Linked DNA regions of Homo sapiens: regions 2 and 3 are each linked to region 1. A link is an interaction called in ENCODE POLR2A ChIA-PET data of the cell type or tissue named here. Cell type or tissue: CD4-positive, alpha-beta T cell. All regions are shown on one strand. Each heading gives the region's core, and the rest is flanking DNA. Links, peaks and the distances in the headings are about the cores only.

Region 1 (8,058 bases), core at 1,842-6,841:
CTAAAGTTACAGGTTAACAGCGTCTCAAAGCAGAAACAATTTTTCTTAGTACAGATCAAAATGGAATTTCTTCTGTCTTCCTTTTCTACATAGACACAGTAACAATCTGATCTCTCTTTCTTTTCCCCACATGTAAAGGCAAATATAATTGCATTTGTTGTGAGAGCTGAGGGTTAATCTATGTAAAGCACTTAGAACAGTGCCTTGCCTGTGATTTGTACTATATAAATATTTGCTATTACTATCTGATAGCAAGAATTACATTACATTCCTGGGTCTAACCAATAGCTTGGCTGGCAATGTGTGGCTTGGACCAAGCAAGATCCACCCATCAGGGCTGAGGAGGGACTCACTTGAAGGCTATGGCTATTCAGAGGAGAGTGGGCAAAATAGGGGTTAACAAGGAAAAAAGGGAGGGGTGAAGAATGGATATTGACCAACAGGATCTGCCACACCCATGTTGTTTAAAAAAAAAAAAAAAAGAAAACCTGGGCCGGGAGGGATGGCTCATGCCTGTAATCCCAGCACTCTGGGAGGCCAAGGTAGGTGGATCCCCTGAGCTCAGAAGTTCGAGACCAGCCTTGCCAACATGGTGAAATCCCATCCCTACTAAAATTACAAAAATTAGTTGGGTGTGGGGGTGTGCACCTGTAGTCCCAGCTACTTGGGAGGCTGAGGCACAAGAATCTCTTGAACCCGGGAAGCAGAAGTTGTAGTGAGCCTAGAACTTACCACTGCACTCCAGCCCGGGTGACAGAGTGAGACTCCACCTTAAAAAAAACAAACAAAAAAACCCTCTATCAATGTATGAGCATTATTCTCTTCGTATGTGTTCTATTTTTTTAACTTTTTTTTTTTTAGGTAATTACAGATTTACAAAATATTTGTGAAAATGTATAAGGAGATCTCATACCTGGCCCTAGCTTCCCCAAATATTAACTACCAGGAAATTAACCTTGATAAAAATGTTCACATATTATTTAACTACCAGGAAATTAATCTTTATACAATTTTTTTTTTTTTGGAGACAGTCTCACTCTGTCGCCCAGGTTGCAGGCTGGAGTGCAGTGGCGTGATCTTGGCTCACTGCAGCCTCCATCTCCCAGGTTCAAGCAATCCTCCTGTCTCAGCCTCCTGAGTAGCTGGGACTACAGGTGTACACCATCATGCCCGGCTAATTTTTGTATTTTTAGTAGAGATCTGGTTTCACCATATTGGTCAGGCTGGTCTGGAACTCCTGACCTCAGGTGATCCACCTGCCTCAGCCTCCCAAAGTACTGGGAGTACAGGCATGAGCCACTGAGCCCAGCCTTGATACAATTCTAATAACCTACCTATAGTCTTTATTGATGTTGACAGTTGTTCCCCAGTGTCTTTTTTTCTAGTCCAGGATCCAATTCAGGATCACGTACTGCATTGATTTCTAATTTAAATACCATTTAAAAGGAACACTGAGTTCCACAGAACCTAACTTTTGTTGCAAGATCTCTAGGTTGTTTGTAGAGTTTCATCATTACCAGTAACCCTGGGCCTTCAAATTTTTAATATATTTCAGAGTTTATCTTTTGGGCTGATCCCTAAAACAGAATTACTAAGTAAACAGATATGAACATTTTTAAGGCCTTGATGCATATTGGTAATTGCTTTCCAGAAAATTATACAAATTTGATGTCCCTACAAACCATGTATGAATACTCAACTTCCCATATTCTTAGAACTTCAGGATTTTATTCTTGTTTTTAATATTGGCATTTTGGTTAAGTGAAAATCAAATCTCGTTGTTTAACTGCATTTTCTTTATTTCTTTTTTTTTTTTTTTTTTTTTGAGACGGAGTTTCACTCTTGTTGCTGGAGTTTCGCTCTTGAGGCTGGAGTGCAGTGGCGCAATCTCAGCTCACCACAACCTCCGCCTCCCAGGTTCAAGCGATTCTTCTACCTCAGCCTCCTGAGTTGCTGGGATTACAGGCATGTGCCACCACACCCGGCTAATTTTTTGTATTTTTAGTAGAGACAGGGTTTCTCCATGTTGGTCAGGCTGGTCTCAAACTCCCAGCCTCAGGTGATCTGCCTGCCTCTGCCTCCCAAATTGCTGGGATTACAGGCGTGAGCCACCGCGCCCTGGCTTTTTTTTTTTTTTTTTTTTTGAGACAGAGTCTCTGTCTCCCAGGCTGGAGTGCAGTGACATGATCACAGTTTACTGCAGCCTTTACCTCCCAGGCCCAAGAGATCCTCCTACCTCAGCCTCCTGAGCAGCTGGAAGCACAGGCGTGTACCACCAAGCCTGGCTGATTTTTTAAATTTTTTGTAGAGATGAGGTCTCCCTCTGTTGCCCAGGCTGGTCTGGAACTCCTGGGCTCAAGCGATCCTCCCACCTTGGCCTCCCAAAGTGCTGGGATTACTTGTACTTTGGGTGCAAGTTAGCCACCATGCCTGGCTATACTTGGATTTTCTTGATTCTTTTGAGTTTTCACATTTTTTCATATTTATTAGCCATTTATTAATTTATTAATTGAGGTCATTGTGTTTTCACATTTATTTAAGGTCTGTAATCACTCCTTGGCCTTTTGGCTAAGATCAAGTATATTTAAGTTCGTTTTTTTTTTTCTTTTTGAGAGAGTCTCACTCTGTCGCCCAGGCTGGAGTGCAATGGGGCGATCTCGGCTTACTGGAACCTCCACCTCCTGGGTTCAAGCGATTTCTTGTGCCTCAGTGCCCAAGTAGCTAGGATTACAGACGCCTGCCACCATGCCCTGCTAATTTTTGTATTTTTAGCAGAGACTTGGTTTCACCACTTTGGACAGGCTGGCCTTGAACTCCTGGCCTCAAGTGATCCACCTGCTTCAGTCTCCCGAAGTGCTGGGATGCCAGGCATGAGCCACTATGCCCGCCTGAGGTTTTCTTTCTTTCTTTCTTTTTCTTTCTTTCTTTCTTTCTTTCTTTTTCTTTCTTTCTTTCTTTCTTCCTTCCTTCCTTCCTTTCTTTCTCTCTCTCTCTCTCCTTCCTTCCTTCCTTCCTTCCTTCCTTTCTTTCTTTCTTTCTTTCTTTCTTCTTTCTTTCTTTTTTGAGACAGTCTTGCTGTGTCACCAGGCTGGAGTGCAGTGGCGTGATCTCAGCTCACTGTGACCTCTGCCTCCCAGGTTCAAGCTATTCTCCTGCCCCAGCCTCCCAAGTAGCTGGGACTACAGGCACGCGCCACCACGCCCAGCTAATTTTTGTATTTTTAGTAGAGACGGGGTTTCACCATGTTGGCCAGGATGGTCTCAATCTCTTTGACCTCGTCATCCACCCACCTCGGCCTCCACCCGCCTCGGCCTCCCAAAGTGCTGGGATTCCAGGCATGAGCCATGGCGCCCGGCCAAGGATTTAAATTTTAAAGTAACTAAAACAGTAATTATTTCCCTTGTTAGATCTTCTGTTGCTTTTTTCTGAATAATGTATGCCTTTAAGGAATAATAGGAATAATAAATGCCTTTAAGAATAACATACGCCTATTAAGGAAAATTAGAATGACGCATTTGTTATTTTTAGCTTTAGAAAATCCTCTGCTATCCAGATTGAACATGTCTTTCATTTTCTTCTAATTTTCTGTGGTTTAATTTTATATCCTTAACCCTTTAATTCGGGTAGAATTTATTTTGGTGGATTCTGTGAGGCACGAGTCTAAATTGCTCTTTTGTAAATAGCTAGTCACTCATCCATCATGTCTTTCCAGCATCATTAATATTCTGTTTCCCTCTGTCACTGTTAACTATTATTGCAGTAATGCTGCATAAGAAGCCAGTTCAAAACTCAGAAGCCTACAATCATAAGCATGTATCTTGCTCATGCATCTGTGGGCAGGCTGAGCTTTAGCTGATCTAGCTTGGGCTCTGCTGGGCTGGGTTGACTTCCAAGCTGTGAGTGGGATCCAGGTGGCTCCATGTGCCTTTCATCTCCCTTAGACCAGCAACATCAGTGGCGTGGGAAAATATACCTCGCCTCCATTGAAGTGATGCACAGTCACAGGGTGAACGGTATGTTTACAGTGAGAGATGAATAACTGGAAACTGAAATGCCATCTACCACACCTTTGGAGACAGCCTTTCAGGAAACTAGATTGTGTTGAGATAAAGGCAGAATGGAGTCTAGAAAATGGCACAAGGTCAAGGGAAGATTTTTTTCTTTCTTTCTTTTTTTTTTTTTTTTTTTGAGACAGAGTCTCACTCTGTCACCCAGGCTGGAGTGCAGTGGCACGATCTCAGCTCACTGCAACCTCCACCTCCCAGGTTCAAGTGATTATCCTGCCTCAGCTTCCCAAGTAGCTGGGATTACAGGCACCCGCCACCATATCCAGCTAATTTTTTGTATTTTTAGTAGAGACAGGGTTTCACCTTGTTGCCCAGGCTGGTTTCGAACTCCTGAGCTCAGGCAATCCGCCTGCCTTGGCCTCCCAAAGTGCTGGGATTACAGGCGTGAGCCACTGTGCCCGGCCAGGAAGTTTTTAAGGCAGGGAGATGCTGGAATTTGCTCTTAGGCTGAGGAAAATTGCAAAATATGTAGAGGGGTAGGTAGTCACAGAAATTGTTTTCTCTAAGAAGGATATTTGTTGAAAGTAAAGGAAATGACGTTGGGGCTTGAGGTTTGGAATAACAACTGCAGATGAGATGGGGCCTCAGCAAAACGGAACTGCCAAGCACTGGTATCAGGGACTTGGGATGGCCTGAACCATCGCAGCCCTGAGTCATATGACACAGCAGTTTTCTTCAGCCCTGCCCGTGAGGTAGGAGACTGTCAGGTTGGTTCAGGTAGGTCTGAAGGTTGGTAGGTTAAGGCTGGAGGTCAAGGGGGTCAGGGGATCAGGAAGCTAACAGGTGGTAAGTAGTTCAAGGGATTGAGCCTAAGTTCAAATATAGGTGCAAGAGGGGCTGAAGGGCTGGAAGAAAACAAACTGCCTGAGGAGCTGGAACTGGAGGTCCATGTGTACTGGGGATGGGAGGGGATCAGGGAAAAGGACATTGGAATTTAGGTTCTCAGAGGCAGAGAAGTTCCAGGTGAATCTAGGGTGTGGCCATGTGAGCAAGCTGCTGAATTATGTCGAAGGCATTGGAATTGAAGTCAGGAACTGAGGTCAAGGCAGAGTTCAGAACCACCTATGCGAAATGCACACTCTTGGGCCCCAGCCAAACCTACTAAGTTTGAATCTCTGGGGGACGGACCAGAATTCCGTATTTTTACAAGCTCCCTGAGTGGTTCCTAGGCTCCCTAACACTTGAAAACTGCTGTGCTATGATGTTGAATGAGCCATGCTTGTTGGAATTACCTGATGGCAGGAATCAGGCAGGAAGACTAAAAACAGGTGTTGAAATCCTTAGAGAGTCTGGGCTGATCAGTGTATGGGACTGATGAGGAGGGGTGGAAAGAAGTTTGTACATGAGTCAGGAAGAGCAATGGCCTTGGCCTGGACTATTGCTAGTGCATTCCTTTCCAACCTGGAGACAATGTAGGAGACTAAAGGCTTCCACTGCAGAAGGCAGGGCAGTGAGAGAGAAGGTAGGGAATAGAAGACAGGGATCATATTCAGTCCAGACAGGCTGGGAGCTCTGTGAGAAGGCAGAGGACGTTGGGGAAGGATTTGTTTCAGACCAAACCAGGGTTCTGCAGGGTACAGCAAAATGGCTCGGACAGGAGTTCATGAGAAAATGGTCCACGAGGGAAAGTGAGCTTTGGTTGGGGATAACAGATGAGGGGATGGACTGGGCTAAGCAGAGGCCAGATTATCCCAGTCACCACTTCTGCACTGGGTTCACTTTTCTAAACTGAACTAATTTCTCCACCCAGGTCTGACAAGATGTCTCTTTTCTCTAACATTTAAACAGCTCCAACCATCTCAGCTCCTTCATGATTGTTTCGTCATCATCACCATCGTCACTGTCATCATCATCATCATCACCACCAGTGATTTCCTGAATGCCAACCAAGCACCAGTCATCAAGCGTGAGCCACGGTGCAAAGATGGAGGCAGGCTCTCCATTCTAAGGGAACCTCTCAGGCCAGTAGGGAAGGCAAGATTCAGACACCAGGGACAGGCAGCCTGGGATGACAGGTGGAACAAGGAGGAGACACAAGAACCCCCACCCCAACCCAGGAACCCACATCACAGGCCAGACCTGCATGATCGCCAGGCACCCGACTCGGGTTATGAAGGTGTCTCTCCTAAGAGAGTGGCAGAGGCAAACTTTAGCCTTGGCAGTGCGCCTCAAGCTGCTCAGGGGAGAAGTCACGGCCAAAGCCCTGGAGTGCATGGGTTCTTTAGCCATGGTTCTCCTGCAGCTTCCTCTGATATTATGAAGCGCCTGCCGCCACCAGGCTTGTTCTGACTCCCTTCCATGATCCACCCTTCTGAGTGGGGTTTGGCTTCTGTACAGCTCTCCTGTGGGCACTGAGCCCACTAGTCAGAGCAAGAGGGCTCCAGTCTCTGGACAGTCACAGTGCTTGGTGGCAAAACATAAATTGTCATTCATTCATGCCTTGTTTCTGTCATTCACTCATTCATTCAGCAGATACTTAACTGAACACCTGCTCTGGGCCAGGTATTATTCACACCACTGGGAATACAGTGGTGCCAACACAGGTCCCTCCCTGACTTCATGGGGCTAACATTCCAGTGGGAGTGACAGAAAAGATCCACAAAATAACATCACATTGTGAAAAGTGCTATGAAAGTGAAGGACGTAAGCACAGTAATATTAGTAATAGAGTAGAGAGTGAGGAGGTGGTGAGCAAAGGCCTCATAGAGGGAGTAACATTTTTTCTTTAATTTGATGTATACTTTACATATAGTAAAGTGCACAAATCTTTTCTTTTTTTTTTTCTTTTTTTTTTTTTTTTTTTTTTGAGACAGAGTCTTGCTCTGTCGCCCAGGCTGGAGTGCAATGGTATGATCTCGGTTCACTGTAACCTCCGCCTCCTGGGTTCAAGTGACTCTCCTGCCTCAGCCTCCCGAGTAGCTGAGACAAGAGGCTTGTGCCACCATACCCGGCTAACTTTTGTATTTTTAGTAGAGACGGGGTTTCACTATGTTGGCCAGGCTGGTCTCGAACTCCTGACCTTGTGATCCGCCCTCATCAGCCTCCCAAAGTGTTGGGATTACAGGCGTGAACCACTGCACCTGGCCATGCACAAATCTTTAATGTACAACTTGGTGAGTTTTTCAATTTGCGTATGTCAGACTCTCAACCTCTGTACTGCAGACATTGGGGCCATTTGTCCTGGGGACTGTCTTTCTTGTTTGTCTTTTTTTTTTTTTTTTTTTTTTGAGATGGAGTATTGCTTTATCGCCCAGGCTGGAGTGCCCTGGCATGATCTCGGCTCACTGCAACCTCCGCCTCTTAGGTTCAAGCAGTTCTCCTGCCTCAGCCTCCTGAGTAGCTGGGATTACAGGCACACACCACCATACCTGGCTGATTTTTGTATCTTTAGTAGAGACAGGGTTTCACTGTATTGGTCAGGCTGGTCTCAAACTCCTGACCTCGTGATCTGCCCACCTCAGCCTCCCAAAGTACTGGGATTACAGGCGTGAGCCATCGCGCTCGGCCCCGTCTTGTGTATTATAGGATGTTTAGCAGCATACCTGGCCTCTACCCACTAAATGTCAGTAACATTCCTCCCCACACAGTTGTGACCATCAAAAATGTCCCCAGACATTGCCATATATCTTCTGGGAGGCGAAATCGCCACTGTTGAAAGCCACTGGCATATGCCATGTAGCCAGCACTCAGCTCAAGATACAGGTTATTTCCACATGGAGGGGTTGGCGTTTGAGCTGACACCCAACAGCTAAGAAGCTGCCTCCAATTCAGAGAACTGGGGAAGGAATGTTCCAAGGGGAGAGAGCATAGGCAAAGGCCCTGAGGTGGGAATGAGCGTGGCACATTTGAGGAAGTGTGGCTGGTCCGTGGTGACAAGGGAAAGGCATCTGAGGAGGTTGAAGAGACAGGCTGGGCCCTATTGAGCAGGGGCTTTGTGGGATACGGTTAGGAGTCTGACATTTCAAAGAACGTTTGTGAGTATGTAATATGT
Region 2 (8,058 bases), core at 1,316-6,315, 580 kb after region 1:
CCTCCTTTCACCCTCGCTGGGGTTCAACCTCCCCCCAACCCACGAAACCCCAGTTTCCGGGGAAGGGATCCCCGGCTACCTACCCAAAGGCCTTTGGCTTCCTCCAAAGCCGGGCCTGAAGAGCTAAGGGGCCCGCTCCCTTCCCCCCAGTGGAGTTGCAGCCCAGACTGCTGGCCAAAGCCCTGCAATTAAGCCCCTCGCCCGCCCCTGCGCCGCCCGCCCGTCCTCCGCCAGGCCGGGTCTGCGCCGCCAATTGCAGCAGCACGCAGCAGCTGATTACCCCTACCGGAGCCTGGGGAGCGGCCAGGGGTGGGGACAGCGGGCAGGTCAAGGGGGCAGGGTCCCTGGGGTTGTCCCTGGCCCCGGGGTCCTTCACTGGAGCTTCTGATTCTAGCGCAGCTTCTCCGCCCCAAACAATATGGGGAGAAGGGGTCTGCTCAGTACTCCATCCTGCTGTGCCTCAGTTTCTCACTCCTCCACTGCACACCGCACCCAGAGCAGAAAGAGCTCAGAAACGGTCTGTGTGTATGTGTGGATGTTAGAACATCTGGAGTTAAGGGCTGGATTCTCCACAAGTTCAAGGCCTTAAAGTCCAGCTCTCTTTCCGGCTGCAGACTGCCGCGTGGGTCTCTCCTGGCCCTGCGCCCCGCCCTGTGGACCCCTCTCGGTCATGCTGAGGCAGCCTAGGGCCGCGGGCAGCCCAGACTGCACTTTGGTGGGTATCAGAAAACGTCCCGCCTGGGTGGGAGGCGCCCCTCTTCTGCCCTACAGGGGAAGGCAATCCGGGAGTCTGCAGAGCAGCGACAGTGGAGTGCTCTGCCACCACCCTTGCCCCCTGCCGTCCCTTCTTCGCCCATCCCTCCTCCGCCTGCGGGTCTGCAGGGGCTCGGGTAGGGCTTCGCGCCTCCCGCGGTCCAGCTGTCTACATCTGGCCAGCAGCTGGGAGCCGCCCACCGCGAACTGCTGAGGACACAGCGCCCTCTGTTGGTGAGAGGCGGCGGCGCATCAGCTTTCGGGCCTTGGGGCGCGTAGCCCCAGTTAATTGGGTGGGTCTCGGGTTCAACTCATCCGCTGCCCTTTGACTTGGGAACCACCCGCCCTCTGCCTCGCACGGCGCCCAAATCCGACTTCACGGGCCCATTGCTTTCCGCCGGCCGCGGCCTTGCTGGCCCTCTTTCCTCCGTCCCTGTGTGCTTAAAACCCAGCTCAGCGACCTAGCTAGCTGTCCACCAACCTCCCATTTTTCCAGTTGTCTCAGCTTCGTCCCGCAGGTTCTGCGGCACTATCTCTCCGCGCCCAACGTAAAAGTCCTTAAATAGGAACATGATTACATAAGTCACCGCCCATTTGCTCAATGGAATTCCTCGCCGCGTCCTTAAAAATGAGGCGTTTGAAATATATTTAGTTCCTGAGACCGTGTTTGCTCTAAATGGATGGGGGGTGGAGGAGAAGATGCAAGACACAAAATAGCACAAGGCAGGGTCCCTCTTTAACGGCAAAAAATTATACATGCGATTTGCATTTTAGAAGTCTCAAATAGACATCAAAATGCTAACAAATTATTTTTGGATGGTGGGTGTATAGGTGGCTTAAAATTTGTTCTCTATCTGCATTTTCCATTTGTCTATAAGGAACGTGTGTTACTTGGGCACATTAATAATTCTATATACAGATTATTTTCTCCCAAAATGTGAGCATCAAATTATATCATTAGATTGCACTAAATTTTATTTAACTCAATTTATGTAATTTTGTTTGGGACAGGGTCTCGCCCTGCCGCCCAGGCTGGAGTGCAGTGGTGCAATCAAGGCTTGCTGCAGCCTCGACATCCAGAGCTCAAGCGATTCTCCCACCTCAGCCTCCCGAGTAGTTGGGACTACAGGACTACAGGCGCATGCCACCACGACCGTCTTTTTTTTTCTTTTAGAGGCGGAGTCTCGCTTTGTATTTTAAGCTGGTCTCTGAACTCCTGGGCTCAAGTTATCCTCCCGCCTCCAATTCCCAAAGTGTTGGGGTTACAGAGACTGAGCCACTGCCCCTGGCCAGAATACACTAAATTTTTTAAAAGATCCCGTTTAAAACTAGGAATTGGGGGACCTGGCCTCCTGACAAGAGCTAATATAATTATGTCATTGTGATTTTCTTTTTAAAACTGTAATGGTTTGTAGTGAGAACAGGTTTCCAATCTCTGAATCCCAGGGCCCAGGGAAGTCAAGAAGTTGTTAATTGCTTCCATGCGGAAGCCAAATCCATATGCACATTCAGTATTGTCTGTGAATGAATAATGGGTTTATTTTCCATTGCATTGCACATGTATGAAGATGCTGCCATGATTAATAATGTAGAAAATTTGTAAATAGTTTAATACCTTTTTAAAAATTCTCTTCTGTCTTTTTGCAATATTACACATTATTAGCTGCCCTCTCCTTACACATATGGAACCCTTTGGTGTCAGTGGTTGATATTGCACTGCCTCAACCTCCTCTCATTCTCCACTGCCTCAGGGATTTCATTCACTCCTTCCTTGTCTTTTTCTTTTGAAATAATTTCAACGGTATAGAAAAGTTACAATGATATACAAAGAATTTCCCCCTTTCCTGAACCACTTATGAGTAAGTTGCCTCCATGATGCCTCATTACTCCCTAATATTTTATTTTATTTTATATTATTTTATTTTATTTTATTATTTTTATTTTATTTTATTTTATTTGAGACGGAGTCTCTCTCTGTCTCCCAGGCTAGAGTGCAGTGGTGCGATCTCGGCTCACTGCAAGCTCCACCTCCCGGGTTCACGCCATTCTCCTGCCTCAACCTCCTGAGTAGCCGGGACTACAGGCACCCGCCACCACGCCCAGCTAATTTTTTTTAATGTTTTTAGTAGAGACGGGGTTTCACCGTGTTAGCCAGGATGGTCTCGATCTCCTGACCTCGTGATCCACCCACTTCGGCCTCCCAAAGTGCTGGGATTACAAGCGTGAGCCACCGAGCCCGGTGACTCCCTAATATTTTAATATATATTTCCTACAAATGAGGACATCCTCCTTCATAATCTAACACAATGCTCACAATCAGGAAATGAACATTGATACATTAGTTCAATATAACCCCCAGACCTTACTGGACTTTCATCAATTGGCCCAATGCTGTCCTTTATAACCAAAGGATCCAGTCTAGGATTATTCATTGCATTTAGTTGCCACGTCTTTCCAGTCTCCTTCTGTCTGAGATGATTCCTAAGCCTTTCCTTTGCTTTCATGACCAGGACAATTTAGAAGCATAGTACAGTGCTATTGTAGAATGGCCCTTAATTTTGGCTTATGTGTTGTTTCCTCATGATTAGATGTAGGTTATGCAACTTTGACAGCAATATTACAGATGTTGAGTGTTTTCCTCATTACCTCATTATTTATTTTGATGCTCAATTTCCCAGATTTTGTCCAGTTGCCAAGCTGGTTTCTATTGCCATAATTCTTTGAGCACTTGCTTACTTTCTGTCACAGCAAGATGTTCCAGGCTTATCTTGTAATTTCTCTGCCACAGCTCTGGAATCAGCCATTGCTCCAAGGGATGCTTCTTTCTTTTAATAGAGAATGATGTGTAGAAGCCAAGATCTGGGTGCTAGATGTGCTCATTGTTCCTGGAGTGTCATTGTTTCTGGAGTGTCATTGTTCCTGGAGTGTCATTGTTTCTGGAGTGTCATTGTTCCTGGAGTGTCATTGTTTCCAGACCTCTCAGTGGACAGTCCTAGGAAATATATGTATTATTATACACACATTTATGTCTACTATGTATCTATGTATCTATCCATCTATCTATCTATCTATCTATCTATCTATCTATCTATCTATCTATCTATCATCTATCTATTGATCTTTCCATGTAAAAAACAATGAGTTCACCTTTGATTCCAATCAAACACCACAGGGCTTATTTTTGTTTTCTCCTTTTCGATTTTTGTAACTTCTCTCTTTCTTCTTATTGGATTAATCCTTTGTAAGTAACTGGTTCATTGTCACTGCTGCTGCTCCCTCCACTCCTCTTGCAGACACTGTCTTGTTCCATCTTGGGCTCTCATAACCTATGCCAGCCCAATGTCCCCTCTGCCCCTGCATGGGTGCCTTGTCTTGCTTGGCTCTATGTTATGGCTTTTGAGTGAAATTATTCAAAAAGAAAGACCAGCAGGCAGGCAGGAAGGCTGGAAACAGTTTCACTATTCTTGGAGCTTTATTTATTTATTTATTTATTTTAAGACAGGGTCTCACTTTTTGCCCAGCCTGGAGTGCATTTATTGCAAACACAGCTCACTGCACCCTTGACTTCCTGGGTTCAAGAAATTCTCCTGCCTTAGTCCCCCAAGTAGCTGAGACTACAGGTGTGCACCATCACCCCTGGCTAATTTTTGTATTTTTTATAGAGACGGGTGTTTCACTATGCTGCCCAGGCTGGTCTTGAACTCCTGAGCTCTAGTGATCCACTTGCCTTGGCCTCCCAAAGCGCTGGGATTACAGACGTGAGCCACTGCGCCTGGCCATTCTTGGAGCTTTAGATGTACTTCTTAATCCTCTCTATTCAGTAAATGGCAAATGCTTTTCCAGCTATCCCCGTTAAAAAAAATCCTAGAGTCATCAAACCCATTGGCAGATCGTGTTAGTTCCCCATCAGTTTCTATTTAAAGTCTGATCACATGTCACTTCCTCCATCATTCCTTCATGGTCCACGCTATCATCATCTCTTGGCTTAATTGACTACAACTGTCTCCTAGTTGCTCCCCTTGATTCTGCCATTACACAACCCCAGTCTATTCTATACCCAGCAGCCCAAGTGATCCTTCTAAAGTGTCAGTCATGTGATGTGCCTCCTCTGCTCAAAAGTCTCTAAAGTCTTTCTATCTTACACAGGACAAGAGCCAAAGTACTAAGTACAAATTAGCCGGGCGTGGTGATGTGCACCTGTAGTCCCAGCTACTCGGGAGGCTGAGGCAGGAGAATCTCTTGAACCCGGGAGGGGGAGGTTGCAGTGAGCTGAGACTTACAGGTCACCATGACTTACAAGGCGTGATAGGATTGGCTCCCTGCTACCTCTTTCACCTCATTTTCTCCTCCAACTCTCTCTCATCCACTTTACTTTAGCCACACTGGCCTCCTGCAAATTCCTTGAGCAATCCAAACACTGTCTTGCCTCAGGGCCTTTGCACCTCCTCCCTCTGCCTGAAATCGGTTTCCTCCAGATAACCGCATGAATGTTGTCTTCCTTCATTCAGGACCTCACTGAAATATCTCCTTATGAGAGGGGCCTTGTATGGTGCCTCATGCCTGGAATCCCAGTGCTTTGAAAGACTGAGGCGGGAGGATCACTTGATCCCAGGAGTTCAAGTCTACATTGAGCTATGATCAAGCCACTGTACTCCAGCCTGATTGACAGGGCAAGACCCTGTCTCAAAAAAGAAAAAAAAACCCACACAAAATAAACATAGAAAAGAGGAGCCTTGGCAGAACATCCTGTATAACATAGCAAACTTCCTCTTACCTTTACCTTGCTTTATTTTTCTTCATAGTATAGATCACATATTTGACCATATTTGTGTATTTCTTTATGCTCTGCTTCCACACTCTATAATGGAAACTCTACGAGAACTGAGACTCTGTTGTTTTTTGCTGTATTTCTAATGCCAAGAATGGTATTAAGTACATAGTAGGAACTCAATAAATATAAGTGAATGAATGAATAAATAAATAAATGTCTACAGAAATCACTACTAACTTCTGTCTTCAGGCCCAAACTTCCTTCCTATGATCTTTCTTTTTTTTTCTTTTGAGACAGAGTCTCGCTCTGTCACCCAAGCTGGAATGCAGTGGTGTGATTTCAGCTTACTGCAACCTCTGCCTCCTGGGTTCAAGCAATTCTCCTGCCTTAGCCTCCTGAGTAGCTGGTATTACAGGTGTGCACCACCATGCCGGGCTAATTTTTGTATTTTAGTAGAGACAGGGTTTCGCCATGTTGGCCAGGCAGGTCTTGAATTCCTGACCTCAGGTGATCCACCCATCTTGGCCTCCCAAAGTGCTGGGATTACAGGTGTGAGCCACCACACCTGGTCTCCTGTGATCTTTCTTGAAGTTCCAGCTGCCAGCTAGACATGTTTTAATGTATGCCTGTGATACCACCCACTCAAGCTTTATTTTATTTTATTTTATTTTTGAGACAGAGTCCTGCTCTGTCACCCAGGCTGGAGTGCAATGGCGCCATCTCAGCTCACAGCAACCTCTGACTCCTCTGCCTCCCAGGTTCAAGCAATTCTCCTGCATCAGCCTCCTGAGTGGCTGGGATTACAGGTGGCCTGCCACCACGCCCAGCTCATTTTTTGTATTTTTAGTAGAGATGGGGTTTCACTATGTTGGCCAGGCTGGTCTTGAACTTCTGACCCCAAGTGATCCACCTACCTCAGCCTCCCAAAGTGCTGGGATTACAGGCGTGAGCCACCATGCCCGGCTCAAGCTTTATTAATGCAGATTCATTATCTTATGTATGTATTTGCTAAGGGCTGAGACTTTGTTTTGTTTACTGTTCTTTTCTCAATGCCTAGCACAGTGCTTGGCATAGACCAGGCATTTAATATTTGTTGAATAAGTGAATGAATGACTTTCCCCTCCAAACCAGTTCTCCTTAACTTGCTTGTTTCTCTTTGTCACATCATCATTTTCTTAGTCACTGAACCTCAAAACTGGTGTAAACTTGGACTCTCACCTTCTCTTCTCCTTTCTATATTCAATCAGTGGCCAAGATCTGCTTATTCTTCCACTTCATTCACATGGTCAATATCCTAGTTCACCACACACCTCAAACATCACAACGACCTTCCAACTAGCCTCTGTCATTCCTCTTTCTTCCTCTTCAATCCATCCCTATCCTATTGTTCTGTTTTTCTCTCCCACGAAGTGCTCTGATCATGTCATTTCCTCTGACTAAAGCTCTCAATGGATCTTTGTACCAATTTGGGTTCTTAATTGCAAACAACAGAAACAGACTCTGGTTCACTTAGTAGAAGAGGAATTTACTGGGATGACATCAGGGAACTCAAAGAATTGACAGGAAGCCTCAAGAATCAGGCTCAGGAAGCAAGCAGGAGCCAAGAGAAGCTAGGCAGCTAGAACTTTAGCTAAATCCTGTCCCAAGTGCAGCCTGATTAAGGGGCTTGGGGGCTGCTTCCCACATGGCTACCACCACCCTGAGCACTTGCTGCTGCCACCTCTGGGATGAATTATAAACAGTCCTCTTCCTCCTTGGGTCACTTGTTGAAGATTTAGAGTCCTGACTGGGAGCATTGATTTGGCTGTGATCTTCCTGCTAGGGGCCAGGTGAGCAAGTATCTGACTTCTCACTAAGACTCACATTAGGGAGGCTCCACCAACATATGAAGGGGGCTCAGATGCTGGGCAGCTAAAGACTCCAGTGTGTATCCATATGCAGGTTCCTGAGCATTGAAGCCCTCCACCATATGCCACAAACGATCATCTCCAGTTTTTTCTCACTTCCACACCATGTTCCACTGAAGCATGACTGTGTGCAGTTCCCTGAGCAGTCCTTTCCTGCCTCAGCCCCTGTAATAGCTGGGCCCCAAAGGTGGTCCGCCTTGAATCATGCTTCACACCTGTGTATTGTCCCCTCCCCTTGAAAGGGCCAGTCCATGCTTCCTTTTCACTGAGTGTGCTGTGGAAGCGAAGCTGCATGACTGCTGAAGAGAGGGAATAGGAAGCTTTGCAGTTTTTGCCTCAGTCGCTCGGAATGTTCACTCTGGGGCAAGCCAATCACCGTGTATGAGGTCTGTCTACCCAGAGACTACCATGCTATGAGGAACCCGAAACAAGCCACATGGGAAGGCTGTATAGAGAGAGTAATGCCTGGGCAGGCCCCTTCAGTTCCAGCCAATTCAGATGAGGTGCCAGACATGTGACTTTAAAAAGTCATCTTGGGGCTGGGCTCAGTGGTTCACACCTGTAATCTCAGCACTTTGGGAGGCCGAGGCAGGCGGATAACTTGAGGCCAGGAGTTCAAGACCATCC
Region 3 (8,058 bases), core at 1,316-6,315, 310 kb after region 1:
AATGTGGAAATGGACCAAGAATATGCCTTCAGTCTTTTTCAGGTGAGTCTGTGGGGAAGGATTTCCAGCGGCCAACCAGGCCACATTTTCATTTGGCCAGAAGTCCTCTGACCCCAGTCCACAACACTCAATTGTTAAATCTCTGCTATGTGCCCTAAGTGCTAGGCTCAATGCCCTAGGCTCAATGGGAAGTATAGGGGATGATTCTTGCCTTTCAGTCTTGTTGAAAAGTCATAATTCGGCCGGGCGCAGTGGCTCATGCCTGTAATCCCAGCACTCTGGGAGGCTGAGGCAGGTGGATCACGAAGTCAGGAGATCGGGTCCATCCTGGTTAACACAGTGAAACCCCCGTCTCTACTAAAACTACAAAAAATTAGCCGGGTGTGGTTGCGGGTGCCTGTAGTCCCAGCTACTAGGTAGGCTGAGGCAGGAGAATGGTGTGAACCCGGGAGGCAGTGCTTGCAGTGAGCCGAGATCATGCCACTGCACTCCAGCCTGGGTGACAGAGCGAGACTCTGTCTCAAAAAAAAAAAAAAAAAAAAAGAAAAAGAAAAGTCATGATTCTATGAAAGGTAAATAACAATATGTTATTATGTTGGACCTCAAGGACCTCTCTGTCCATGGCCAGAATTTCACAGGTGCCTAGAACAATGGAAAACCCCAGCTGGAATGTGAGTAAATAGGAGGAGGGATCTTCTGACATTTTAGGGGCCTTTGGGAGATTTAATTCTTTCTAGTTGAAAATTTTCTCTAGTAGCAAATGGTATGGCTAAAATTTTGCTTCTTACTGAAGTGATTTATTCTATGAACACTAAATGTTTAGGAGTTCCGTGGGAGTTTTATGGAAGCATGTTTGGATCTATCTGTCTGTAAAATTGCTTTTACAGTGCAAGTCAAGGTCATAACATTTCCCATTCTCCATGATGTGCTTATTTCACATTGCATGCCTATATCAAAACATCTAATTTACTGTATAAATATATACACCTACTATGTACCCAGAAAAATTTAAAAAAAAATTTTTTTAATTAAAAAGATAACATTTCCCATTAAAAGTTTCATTCACTCTCCCCTAAACCTCTCTTGCAGGCAGCAGACACGTCCCAGTCTGGAACCCTGGAAGGAGAAGAATTCGTACAGTTCTATAAGGCATTGACTAAACGTGCTGAGGTGCAGGAACTGTTTGAAAGTTTTTCAGCTGATGGGCAGAAGCTGACTCTGCTGGAATTTTTGGATTTCCTCCAAGAGGAGCAGAAGGAGAGAGACTGCACCTCTGAGCTTGCTCTGGAACTCATTGACCGCTATGAACCTTCAGACAGTGGTAAGAGAAATCAGGTGGAGAGGCACCAGACATAGGGGTTGGAGAGAGGGACATGATTACAAGGTCCAGAGACAAGCAGCCATCTGCCTGAGAGAAGGTTGAGTCTATCCCTATCCTGACCCCTGCCCAATCATCTCATTTAACCACTCCTCCCAAAGGAGGGCAGGCATTTCCTGTTCAGACAAGACAGGGGTTTCCTCTGAGGTGCTAGACCTCTCAGGAGGAAGAAGATTCCATGGCTCCTCATTCCTCCATTATGCTCATGTTTCCTTTACTTTCAGGAAGTTCTTTCTGATACCAGCTTTGCCCTCGCTGGAAACGGAAAACCCTTGATCCTCTTTCTTTGGCCTCTTCTCTAGTGCAAATGATTCCTTTTCCTCTGGTTCTTCTTCCATGGTTCCTGTTTGCTATTCCTTTAAATGCTGGCTCGCTGCCCTTTCCTGAGTTGTCTTCAATTCAAGTGGCTCTCTTGAGTCTCTAAGCCCCTGAACCAGAAAGCCAGTTAGCCCCTGGCTGGGGGAATAAGGAGGCCAGTTATTTAGCTTTTAAGGAGTGCAGCTGAAATATACGCTCTTGTTCTTCAAAGTTTCTTCCTCTTGCCTCTTCAGTAGACTCATTTCCTGCCCTCCATTCCCTTCGGAGTGTGAGAAATTTACATTAATAATAAATACTTTACAAGGAACTTTCACGTTCCTCATTTCATTTAGTCCTCAGTACAACTTTGCAAATCAACAGTAATCTTTATTGGCCCTTTACTACATATCCCATAATGCTCTAATATCTCTATGTACCTTTTCCTTTTTCTATTTTTTTGTTTTTTTGAGACAGAGTTTTGCTCTTATTGCCCAGACTGGAGTGCAATGGCACGATCTCGGCCCACCACAACCTCTGCCTCCCGGGTTCAAGCAATTCTCCTGCCTTAGCCTCCCGAGTAGCTGGGATTACAGGCATGCGCCACCACGCCCGGCTAATTTTGTATTTTTAGTAGAGGATGGGGTTTCACCATGTTGGTCAGGCTGGTCTCGAACTCCCGACCTCAGGTGATCCACCCGCCTCAACCTCCCAAAGTGCTGGGATTACAGGCATGAGCCACTGTGCCTGGCATCTACGTACCTTTTCTAATACAATGACCTGTTGAAATGGGTCCTGTTATTAAGTCAGTTGTATAAAAGAGGAAAACTGAGGTTTAGAAAGATTCAATGACTTGCTCAAAGTCAACAGCTAATGAGAGAGGAACTGAGATTCAAACCCAGGTCATCTGACTCTTAGTTGGTGCCTCTCTTGAGAATGAGGATAAGAGATGGGATGAATGAGAGCTGGACAAGTGATCAAGGTATTCTGGGTCTAAACTCTTACTCCCTTTCATTCATTCATTTATTCACTACTTCAATGAATGCTTATTGAGTTCCTATAATGTGTCAGGACCTATGCTAGGCACCAGACATACATTAGTGCCTAGATCAGACAAGGACACTGCCCTCATGAAACTTAGAGTCAAACAGAAAACATTACAATCTGTTATTTCAGATTTGTTTGGGTGTTCAGAATAGAGTAGAGGTTGTAGGCTGAGTGCAGTGGCTCACGCCTGTAATCCCAGCACTTTGGGAGACCGGGCAGATAACCTGAGGCCAGGAGTTCGAGACCAACCTGGCCAACATGGTAAAACTCTGTCTCTACTAAAAATATAAAAATTAGCCAGGCATGGTGGTGCACGCTTGTAATTCCAGCTACTTAAGGAGGCTGAGGCATAAGAATCGCTTGAACTCGGGAGGTGGAGGCTGTAGTAAGCCGAGATCACACCACTGCACTCCAGCCTGGGTGACATGGTGAGACTCTGTCTCAAAAAAAAAAAAAAAGAAAAGAAAAGAAAAAAAAGAATGGAGGTTGTAAAGCAATCATTTCAGAAAATGAAATCGAAGAGAGTTAAAAGTTTAAGAGATAGAATCTCTAGGCCGGGCGCTGTGGCTCATGCTTGGAATCCCAGCACTTTGGGAGGCCGAGGCAGGAGGATCACCTGAGGTCAGGAGTTTGAGAACAGCCTGGCCTACGTGGTGAAACCCCATCTCCACTAAAAACACAAAAAATTAGCCGGGTATGGTGGCAGGAGCCTGTAATCCCAGTTACTCGGGAGGCTGAGACAGGAGAATTGCTTGAACCTGGGAGGCAGAGGTTGCAGCAGTGAGCTGAGATTGCACCACTGCACTCCAGCCTGGGCGACAGACCAAGACTCTGTTTCAAAAAAAAAAAAAAAAAAGAAAGAAAGAAAGAAAAAAGAAATAGGATCTTTTGTTACCTGTGCAGAATCCAGTAAACATCAGTCCAAGACTCTGTTTCAAAAAAAAAAAGCAAGAAAGAAAAGAGAAATAGGATCTTTTGTTACCTGTGCAGGATCCAGTAAACATCAGTCCAAGACTCTGTTTCAAACAAAAAAAAAAGAAAGAAAAAAGAAATAGGATCTTTTGTTACCTGTGCAGAATCCAGTAAACATCAGTTACATTTGTTTCGACCCCGACCCCTCTTGGTGTTTCCTTCCCTTGAACTTGACAATCAGATACTTTATCTGGCTACAGAGAGTAGTATCAGTCAAAAAACCTGGGCTCAGGTCTCCACTGTGTTTCTTATTAACTGATAACTGTGAGCAAGTCACTTAACCTAACTAACTCAGTTTCCTCATTTGTAAAATAATTGATAAAATGAAATAATGCACATGAAAAGTATCTGGCAACTGCAAATTTACCTGAGTGATTTATTACTGTCAAGAATGAAACTTTCTGGCCGGGCACAATGGCTCATGCCTGTAATCCCAGCACTTTGGGAGGCCAAGGCAGGCGGATCACTTAAGTTCAGGAGTTCGAGACCAGCCTGGCCAACATGGTGAAACCCCTTCTCTACTAAAAATATAAAAATTAGCTGGGTATGGTGGCGGGCACCTGTAATTTGAGCTACTTGGGTGCCTGAGGCAGGAGAATCGATTGAACCCGGGAGGCGGAGGTTGCAGTGAGTGGAAATCGAACCACAGCACTCCAATCTGGGTGACAGAGCGAGACTCCATCTCAAAAACAAACCAACCAACCAACAAACAAACAAAAAGAATGAAACTTCCACCAGGTATGGTAGCTCATGCCTATAATATGGGAGGGTGAGGCAGGAGGACTGCTTGAGTTCAGGAGTTCAAGACCAGCCTGGGCAACACAGTGAGACCCCATCTCTAAAAATAAAAAAATAAAAAAAATAACCAGGCTTGGTGGCACATTCCTGTAGTCCCAGCTACTTGAGAGGCTGAGGTGAGAGGATTGCTTGAGCCTGGAGGGCAAGGCTGCAGTGAGTTGTGATTGTGCCACTGTATCCAGCCTGGGTGACAGAGTGAGACTCTGTCTCCCAAAAAAAAAAAAAAAAGGAAACTTCCTGCCCAACTTCCTGTCCTTCTTCACAATCTCCAGGCCTTGTGAAACCTGGAGCAAGGAAGCTGGCCATGAGAGTCATGTTGTTCCACCTTCCAGGCGAGCCTCCTTGTAGCAACATTATTCTCAGTGAGACTGCACAGCCCAGTGGTGCAGGGCATGGCTCTGACACCTGGCGGCCTGGGTTCAAATCCCAGCTTCTACAGTTACTGATTATGAGACCTGGAGCAAGTTACCTAACCTCTCATGGCAGATTATATTACATCTACTTCATCACGTTACTGAGAACATGAGTGAGATGCTGCGTGGAATGCCCTGGGCATAGAGTGAGTGCTTGATAACTGTTAGTCATTGTTGTTGTTGTTGTATAAAGCCCATACTGAGATTGGAGGGAGCTATGGAAGGACTAACAGGGCCCTTTTCTCAATGGGAGTGTAGTCTAAGGAGATGTTGACAAATGATCCTCAAAACATCATATGGGAACATGGACAGTAAGAAGAAACCCTCAGGCCATAGTTAGTCACAGGTACACAGCCCAAGGAAGAAAATACAGGTAACTTGGCCATGTCACTAAGCCTTTGACTTTGATTCTCTCTGGGCCTCAGTTTCCTCATCTATAAAATTAGCCCTTTGGATGTTGTCCATTATAGTAACTGTGAGCTCCATTTGGCTATTTAAAATTAAATTAACTAGGTCGGGCACGGTGGCTCACGCCTGTAATCCCTGCACTTTGGGAGGCCAAGGCAGGCGGATCACGAGGTCAGGAGATGGAGACCATCCTGGCTAACACGGTGAAACCCTGTCTCTACTAAAAATACAAAGAAAAAAAAAAAGAGCCGGGTGTAGTGGGGGGCGCCTGTAGTCCCAGCTACTCGGGAGCCTGAGGCAGGAGAATGGCGTGAAACCAGGAGGCGGAGCTTGCAGTGAGCAGAGATCCTGCCACTGCACTCCAGCCTGGGAGACGGAGTGAGACTCTGTCTCAAAAATAAATAAATAAATAAATTAAATTAAATTAACTAAAATCTAATAAAATTTAAAACTTAGTTCTTCAGTTACACAAGCCACATTTCAAGTGCTCAGTAGCCACATGTGGCTAGAGGCTACTATATATGACACTGCAGAATAAAACGTTTTTCTCTTTAGTACTATAGCATAAAAAAAGACCAAAAAAAAGTTAAAAAAAAAAAGACATTTATCTCATCATAGGAAGTTCTATTGGATAGCACTGGACTCAAATGAACTTTTTTTTTTGAGACGGAGTCTCACTCTGTCCCCCAGGCTGGAGTGCAGTGGCGCGATCTGGGCTCACTGCAAGCTCTGCCTCCCGGGTTCACGCCATTCTCCTGCCTCAGCCTCCCGAGTAGCTGGGACTACAGGCGCCCACCACCGTGCCCGGCTAATTTTTTGTATTTTTAGTAGAGATGGGGTTTCACCGTGTTAGACAGGGTGGTCTCGATCTCCTGACCTCGTGATCTGCCCGTCTCAGCCTCCCAAAGTACTGGGATTACAGGCGTGAGGCACCGCGCCCAGCCTTGAATGATCTTAATGATTCCTTTTAACATTCTTTGAGGGTGGGAATGATTGAAATGATACACACTAGGTGGGGCAAGTTTGGGATCTAAAGGCTGGGAATGGGTGCCATCTGAAAGGCAGGGCTCTGGATGGAGTGGGAGGAAGGATGGACTGTAGGTGTGCTGGGATGCTCCCATTCAGAGCTTCTCACCTAGTGTTCCCCTGTCCACACTCCAGGCAAACTGCGGCATGTGCTGAGTATGGATGGCTTCCTCAGCTACCTCTGCTCTAAGGATGGAGACATCTTCAACCCAGCCTGCCTCCCCATCTATCAGGATATGACTCAACCCCTGAACCACTACTTCATCTGCTCTTCTCATAACACCTACCTAGTGGGGGACCAGCTTTGTGGCCAGAGCAGCGTCGAGGGATATATACGGTGCAGTGGTGGTAGAGAAGGGGTCCAACTCATGAGAGGGACCATGTAGAAAAGTGAGGGGAGCTGTCAGTGTCTAACAGATTGGGACAGTGTTGTGGGGGTTTAGGGGCTGAGGAGCCCTGGATACCAGAGACACTTGGAGGAGATATTGAAGACTGGTGGGAGAATGGTAATGAAACCCTATGGGTCAATGGAACTTCTCTTTCACAAGCTATGAAACTCTCCTGGAACTCAGAGGCCCTGACAGATTTATATTTAACAAATTAATAAACAGATTGTTAAATGGAAGGCAATAGAGAATAGGAGTTAAAAATATAGGTTCTGGAGTCAGACCATCTGAAATTATATCCTAGCTCCTTCACTTGGTACTCTGGGGCTAAGTATTTAACTTCTATACCTCAGTCTCCCCATCTGTGAAACAGGGATGGTAACAGTGCCTATTCTGTCTGGGTTGTTGTGAAGAGATAATTCATATGTCAATAGCTAATAAGCAGTTCTGATTTTATTGTGACTAATCATGGATTAGATTGAATAGTCAAGATATCTTTCTATTACCAGCAACTGAACTAGTAGCTTCAAGGGATACAAAGATGAGTGGAACATATAGTTTCCACCTTAGGAAGTCTAGCTGAGGAATTAAGGTGTAAATTTACTGACAGTTTGAATAACCAGGATGTTGTATAGGGATATAAAGCCAGAACACCACTGGACACAATGGCTTATGCCTGTAATTCCAGCACTTTGGGAGGCCGAGGCAGGGAGATCGCTTGAGCCCAAGAGTTCGAGACCAGGCTGGGCAACATAGTGAGAGCCCGTCTCCACAAAAAATGCAAAAATTAGCCAGGCATGGTGATGTGTGCTTTTAGTACCAGCTACTCGGGAGGCTGAGGTGGGAGGATCGCTTAAGCCTGAGAGGTCAAGGCTGCAGTGAGCCATGTTCACACCACTGCACTCTAGCCTGGGTGACAGATTTAGACCCTGTCTCAAAAAAATAAAAGTAAATATAAATAAATAAGTAAAACCAGAACACCAGATGCATCATGAGGCAATGTGTGATGGATTGCTATGGAAGGACTGTGAGTCGGGTGGGCTGAAGTATGGGTAGAGATCAGCGTGAGCTTGCAGCAGTGTCCCCATGGATGGAGAAGGCTCTATGCAGATGTAGCTTGAAGGGGTCTGGATGGGTAAGTGCTGGTGAGCACTGTTCTCTCCAGAGTGGGGAGAGTCCCTAGGTAGAAGATCAGATATTGACCTCTCCTATTTCTCGGTGGGGATGGGGTTCTTTCAGGGCCCTGAAGCGGGGGTGCCGCTGCGTGGAGGTGGATGTATGGGATGGACCTAGCGGGGAACCTGTCGTTTACCACGGACACACCCTGACCTCCCGC

The links. ChIA-PET counts read pairs that join two places held together with the same protein. Peaks named below come from ENCODE experiments on the same cell type or tissue, not always from the same donor. Only the 100,000 strongest peaks of a DNase experiment are listed, where the experiment ranks them.
Region 2: POLR2A ChIA-PET joins it to region 1 with 5 read pairs; 3 of 35 experiments call an interaction of 5 or more read pairs at or near these places.
Region 3: POLR2A ChIA-PET joins it to region 1 with 5 read pairs; 3 of 35 experiments call an interaction of 5 or more read pairs at or near these places.

The regions. Positions count from the first base shown.
Region 1 is chr2:218,312,100-218,320,157 of GRCh38, forward strand. The region is part of intron 2 of PNKD (PNKD metallo-beta-lactamase domain containing); the gene reads left to right. All of the region lies in intron 1 of LOC105373881 (a long non-coding RNA gene), which reads right to left. LOC105373880 (a long non-coding RNA gene) reads left to right here and starts at 4,651. Exons shown (of 2, transcript XR_923909.3): 1 at 4,651-4,784; 2 at 5,856-8,058. In CD4-positive, alpha-beta T cell, for the core only: no CTCF peak of the experiment used is centred there; DNase peaks (open chromatin) are centred at 4,012, 4,662 and 5,932; H3K4me3 peaks cover 626 bases; H3K27ac peaks cover 1,812 bases.
Region 2 is chr2:218,897,427-218,905,484 of GRCh38, forward strand. LINC01494 (long intergenic non-protein coding RNA 1494) reads right to left here. Exons shown (of 5, transcript NR_110238.1): 5 at 3,388-3,745. Among named protein-coding and RNA genes, the nearest start is that of WNT10A, 21 kb to the left of the region's middle. RefSeq lists a silencer at 197-316. In CD4-positive, alpha-beta T cell, for the core only: no CTCF peak of the experiment used is centred there; no DNase peak of the experiment used is centred there; H3K27me3 peaks cover 1,042 bases.
Region 3 is chr2:218,621,558-218,629,615 of GRCh38, forward strand. PLCD4 (phospholipase C delta 4) reads left to right here. Exons shown (of 16, transcript NM_032726.4): 5 at 1-42; 6 at 1,090-1,321; 7 at 6,472-6,673; 8 at 7,962-8,058. It also overlaps the pseudogene TRQ-CTG16-1. Among named protein-coding and RNA genes, the nearest start is that of PLCD4, 18 kb to the left of the region's middle. In CD4-positive, alpha-beta T cell, for the core only: no CTCF peak of the experiment used is centred there; no DNase peak of the experiment used is centred there.